Regions from separate parts of the Homo sapiens genome. Here region 2 is linked to region 1. A link is an interaction called in ENCODE POLR2A ChIA-PET data of the cell type or tissue named here. Cell type or tissue: A673. All regions are shown on one strand. Links, peaks and the distances in the headings refer to the core of each region. The heading gives the core; the rest is flanking DNA.

Region 1 (2,907 bases), core at 131-2,630:
TGGGCAACAGAGCAAGCCTCCGTCTCAAATATATATATATATATATATATATATACACTTTGTACTTTTTTTTTTTTTTGAGATAGAGTTTCCCTCTCATTGCCTAGACTGGAGTGTAATGGCACGATCTCGACTCACTGCAACCTCTGCCTCCTGGGTTGAAGCAATTCTCCTGCCTCAGCCTCCTGAGTAGCTGGGATTACAGGTGCCTGCCACCGCACCTGGCTAATTTTTCCATTTTTAGTAGAGATGGGGTTTCACCATGTTGGCCAGGCTGGTCTTGAATTCCTGACCTCATGATCTGCCTGCCTCAGCCTCCCAAAGTGCTGGGGCTACAGACGTGAGCCACGGCACCCAGTCTGACTCAACTTCTTTTTTTTTTTTTTGAGATGGATTCTCACTCCGTCACCCAGGCTGGAGTACAGTGGCACAATCTCGGCTCACTGCAACCTCTGCCTCCCGGGTTCAAGCGATTCTTCTGCCTCAGGCTCCTGAGTAGCTGGGACTACAGGCATGCGCCACCATGCCTGGCTAATTTTTGTATTTTAAGTAGAGACGGGGTTTCACCATGTTGGCCAGGCTGGTCTCGAACTGCTAACCTCGTGATCCACCCACCTTGGCCTCCCAGAATGCTGGGATTACAGGCGTGAGCCACTGCACCTGGCCTTTTTTTTTTTTTTTTTTTTTTTTTTGGTAGAGTCTCGCTTTGTCGCCAGGCTGGAGTGCAATGGTGTGATCTCTTCCTCCTTGGCCTCCCAAGTAGCGTAGCTGGGACTACAGGCGCCACCACACCCAGCTAATTTTTGTATTTTTAGTAGAAATGGGGTTTCACCATGTTGGCCAGGCTGGTCTTGATCTCTTGACCTTGTGATCCGCCCGCCTCAGCCTCCCAAAGTGCTGGGATTACAGGCGTGAGCTACCGCTCCCGGCCAACTCAACATCTTTACGGTTTTTGTTTTGTTTTCTTTTGTTTTTGAGATGGGGGTCTCATTCTGTCACCCAGGCTGGAGTACAGTGGTGCAATCTCCATTTACTGCAGTCTCCACTTCCCGGGCTCAAGTGATCCTCCCTCCTCAGCCTCCCAAGTAGCTGGGACCGCAGGCGTGTGCCACCACACCCAGTTAATTTTTTGTATATTTGGTAGAGACAGAGTTTCACCATGTTGCCTAGGCTGGTCTCAAACTCCTGAGCTCAAACATTCTGCCCACTTCAACCTCCCAAAGTGCTGGGATTACAGACGTGAGTGACCGCACCTGGCCAACATTTTTAAGATTTACCTCTGTGGATTCTAATATCTGTAGCCCATTTATAGTAACGCTAGTAATTTCATTGTGTGACTATAGCCCAATTTTCTTATTGTCCCGTTGGTCAACACTTGGGTTGCTTACAGTTTTTCCTTTGTATAGATGCTACAGTGAATATTCATTCATTCATTCATTCATTCATTTATTGAGATGGGGTCTCATTCTGTCACCCAGGCTGGAGTGCAGTGATGTGATTATAGCTCACTTCAGCCTCAATCTCCTCAGGCTCAGGCAATCCTCCCACTTCAGTCCCCCAAATAGCTGGAACTACAGGTATATGCCACCACACCCAGCTGATTTTTGTATTTTTTGTAGAGACCAGGTTAGCCATTTTGCCCAGACTGGTCTGGAACTCCTGGGCTCAAGCGATTTGCCCACCTCGGCCTCCCAAACTGCTAGGATTACAGTTGTGAACCACCAAGCCCAGGCCAATGAACCTTTTAATACCTGTGAGTTCGCATGAGAGGGGCTCTCCAGGGTGACTACACTGGGGCAGACATTCTGGATATTAGGGCTTGTGCCATTGACACTAGCAGGGTCTTGGGTGTTTTACTGGCACATGTTTAGAGGCTGATTGTCAATTTCTTTTGGTTGTTAAAGGGGGTGAACTGTTCAAGTCCCTCTTTTACAAATAAGAGAGAATTCAGTCAAAAATTTGTCAAAGGGTAGCTCAGAATGGAACCATAATGTCAAATCTTTGCATGTTCCTTCTTCTGTTCTGTTATGCCCTATTCCTTTACTTGGCCCTTGTAACATTTCACCTGTCATGATTAGCATTCCTGGTCACCACAAACTCCTAAGAGATAAATTGTTAGAGCCTATTCTGAAGCAGTAATTTTATCCTAAAAGCCACCAACCTCTTTAACATTTCTTCTGACTCCATGAAATGCTTTCTAAATTTATATTCCTGGCAGTATGGATGCATAGGTTTTTAAATGCAGGATTTGCCTGCATTTAAAATGTTCTTTGAATATTTCATTGGCTGCGAATCCATTAGACTCTACCATGGAGCCCTGTGTGTTTCTATATATAAGGGCTCTTCAGGCTGTTAATGCCAAGGGGCAGGTTTTTCTCACAGAGAAGAACTAGGGCAGCAAGGACAAAGGGGCAACAGGTCATGTACTGTCTCAACAAACAGCAGCAGCATTGTGCAGTCACAACCTTCCCTTGTCACTAAGCAACAAAAAATTGACCTCCAGAGATTCTCTTTCCTGAAGATACCCTCCAAAAGACAAGAGGAAAGTTTGCCTTTTCTGCTCCCTTCTTGGAAAGATGCAAAGTGCTTTAGTAGGCTCCTGGGTAAGAGTGCACTTTATGTTAATCCTGGCCCCTGGCCCTCTGGTTGTACCTGAAATCTGACTGAGTCATGCCGGTGAAGTGAAAAGGTTTTCATTTGGCATCCAACCTGGAATAGGACCCTGAGCCGCCCACTTCCTCTCCACCATCTTGAGGTCACCCCTGGAGGCTGCCTAGTCTTCCTAACACTTTGCCCCCTTCCATGCATCATGGTCTCCTGAAAGCCAGTGGAAATTCCTAGTCCTCTAGCCACCCCATTTATTCCTAGTTAATTGTTTGAGCCTCCCAAGCTTTTGGAGTTTGGCTG
Region 2 (2,907 bases), core at 200-2,699, 300 kb before region 1:
CAAGCAATTCTCCCACCTCAGCCTCCTAAAATGCTGGGATTACAGGCATAAACCACCACATCCAGTCCAAATCATTATTTCAACTGGCAGCTAACTACTTAAAGGTCTTATTTTGTAAATAAAACATTTATTTTATGTATTGTTATGTATCTGTCCAGTGAATCTTAAATCAAAAGTTCTGTGGTCTTAAGAATAGACTTGGAGCCAGGCGGGGTACGGTGGCTCACGCCTGTAATCCCAGCACTTTAGGAGGCCAAGGCAGGCAGATCACAAGGCCAGGAGTTCGAGAACAGCCTGACCAACATGGTGAAACCCTGTCTCTACTAAAAATACAAAAATTAGCTGGGCTTGGTGGCCCATGCCTATAATCCCAGTTATTCAGGAGGCTGAGGCAGAAGAATTGCTTGAACCCGGGAGGCAGAGGTCGCAGGGAGCCGAGATCTCACCACTGCACTCCAGCCTGGGCAACAAAGTGAGACTCCGTCTCAAAAAAAAAAAAAAGAATAGACTTGGGGCCAGGCGAGGCAGCTCACGCCTGTAATCCCAGTACTCTGGGAGGCCAAGGCGGGAGGATCACTTGAGGTCAGGAGTTTGAGACCAGACTGGCCAATGTGGCGAAACCCCGTCTCTACTAAAAATACAAAAATAGCAGGACAGGCCGGGCGCGGTGGCTCACGCCTGTAATCCTAGCACTTTGGGAGGCCGACGCGGGCGGATCACGAGGTCAGGAGATCGAGACCATCCTGACTAACACAGTGAAACCACATCTCTACTAAAAATACAAAAAATTAGCCAGGCGTGTTGGCGGACGCCTGCAGTCCCAGCTACTTGGGAGGCTGAGGCAGGAGAATGGCGTGAACCCGGGAGGCAGAGCTTGCAGTGAGCAAGATCGCGCCACTGCACTCCAGCCTGGGCAACATAGCAAGACTCCGTCTCAAAAAAAAGAAAAAAAAAATAGCAGGACATAGTGGCAGGTGCCTATGATCCCTGCTACTTGGGAGGCTGAGGCAGGAGAACTGCTTGACCCAGGAGGCAGAGGCTGCAGTGAGCCAAAAACACGCCACTGCATTCCAACCTGGGCGAAAGAATGAGACTCTGTCTCAAAAAAAAAAAAAACAACTTGGCTGGGAGCGGTGGCTCATACCTGTAATCCCAGCATTTCGGGAGGCTGAGGCAGGAGGATCACTTAAACCCAGGAGTTTGAGACCAGCCCCGGCAACATAGTGGGACCCCATCTCTATTAAAAATAGAAAAAAATGCCAGGCGTGGTGGCTCACGCCTGTACTTTGGAAGGCTGAGGCAGGCGGACCACCTGGGTCAGGAGTTCGAGACCAGCCTGGCCAACATGGCGAAACCTGTCTCTACTAAAGTACAAAAATTAGCCAGGCGTAGTAGTGCGCGCCTGTAGTCCCAGCTACTCAGGGAGATTGTGGCAGGAAAATCGCTTGAACCTGGGAGGCAGAAGTTGCAGTGAGCCAAGATCGTGCCACTGCACTCCAACCAAGACAACAGAGTGAGACTCCGTCTCAAAAAAAAAAAAAAAAAAAAAAAGAATTTAGGAGTAGGCCAGGTTGTGGCTCATGTCTGTAATCCCAGCACTTTGGGAGGCTGAGAAGGGCAGATAGCTTGCACTGATGAGTTTGAGACCAGCCTGGGCAACATGGTGAAACCCCATCTCTACAAAAAAATACAAAATTAGGCCAGCATGGTAGCCTGCACCTGCAGTCTCAGCTACTCGGGAGGCTAAGGCAGGAAGATCGCTCAAGCTTGGGAGGCGGAGGTGGCAATAAGCCAAGATCTCATCACTGCACTCCAACCTAGGTGACAGAGCAAGACCCTGTCCCAAAAAAAAAAAATAAAAGAATAAAAAAATTAGGAATAAAGAGGCATGATTTCTGTCAATTACTCATAGATGGTTCAGAAAAAAAGGTATAGATAGAAAAGAGAATGACAGAGCAAACACAGCAAAATGCAAACAAATGGTGACTCTAGATGGAGTATTTGGGAGTTTCTTGAATTATTCTTGCAATTTTTCTGTAAATTTAAAGTTATATAAAAAAAAAAAACTTTTTTTTTTTTGAGACAGAGTCTCACTCTGTCGCCCAGGCTAGAGGGCAGTGGCGCGATCTCGGCTCACTGCAAGCTCCACCTCCCGGGTCCACATCATTCTCCTGCCTCAGCCGCCCAAGTAGCTGGGACTACAGGTACCTGCCACCACACCTCAGTAATTTTTTCTATTTTTAGTAGAGACGGGGTTTCACCGTGTTAGCCAGGATAGTCTCGATCTCCTGACCTCGTGATCCGTCTGCCTCGGCCTCCCAAAGTGCTGGGATTACAGGCGTAAGCCACCGCGCCCAGCCAAAATGGAAAAAAACAAGTGGTAAGAGAAAGGAACACGGGTCATGGTCCAAGCCCCCTCTCAGGACGTCCATGCCAAAGCAGGTGTATGTACCAACAATTGTGAAGCAGTCAGCAGGTAAGCTCTGTAATCTGTGACAGCTATATAACCCTCCCCCTACCCCACCCCACTTACCTCAAACCCCAGCGCTTTGTCCAGTAGGAATCTGGATTCCAGGCACTAATCCCCCAGACAGCATGATTCAAAACACATACCCCACCAGGTCCCAAGCCCTCCCAAGTTTACGAAGGGAAGTGAGGATACTTTAAAAGCATTTTCCTCTAGAAACATTACAAACACAAAATATACAAAAAAAGGATTTTGTTTTAAAAGTGACTTGGGTTATAATGGAAGAAAATGTCACACTAGGGCCCAAAATTACTACATTGAGCTATGTTTTCTTAAGATTAAAAATAGATTCTATCTTCCCTTCCCAGGAACCTTCCCTCCTAGAGGAAAAAAAACCCAAATCAGATCATTACCAAGTTAAGAGGTCCCAGAGCTAAGGG

The links. ChIA-PET counts read pairs that join two places held together with the same protein. Peaks named below come from ENCODE experiments on the same cell type or tissue, not always from the same donor. Only the 100,000 strongest peaks of a DNase experiment are listed, where the experiment ranks them.
Region 2: POLR2A ChIA-PET joins it to region 1 with 11 read pairs; 3 of 35 experiments call an interaction of 5 or more read pairs at or near these places.

What each region holds. Positions count from the first base shown.
Region 1 is chr3:49,191,441-49,194,347 of GRCh38, reverse strand. It overlaps CIMIP7 (ciliary microtubule inner protein 7), which reads left to right and starts at 2,490. Exons shown (of 4, transcript NM_001080528.3): 1 at 2,490-2,603. The coding sequence starts at 2,577. It also overlaps a transcript of IHO1 not described here. RefSeq lists a silencer at 1,463-1,646. In A673, for the core only: no CTCF peak of the experiment used is centred there; no DNase peak of the experiment used is centred there.
Region 2 is chr3:49,489,525-49,492,431 of GRCh38, reverse strand. All of the region lies in intron 1 of DAG1 (dystroglycan 1), which reads right to left. Among named protein-coding and RNA genes, the nearest start is that of DAG1, 21 kb to the right of the region's middle. In A673, for the core only: no CTCF peak of the experiment used is centred there; no DNase peak of the experiment used is centred there.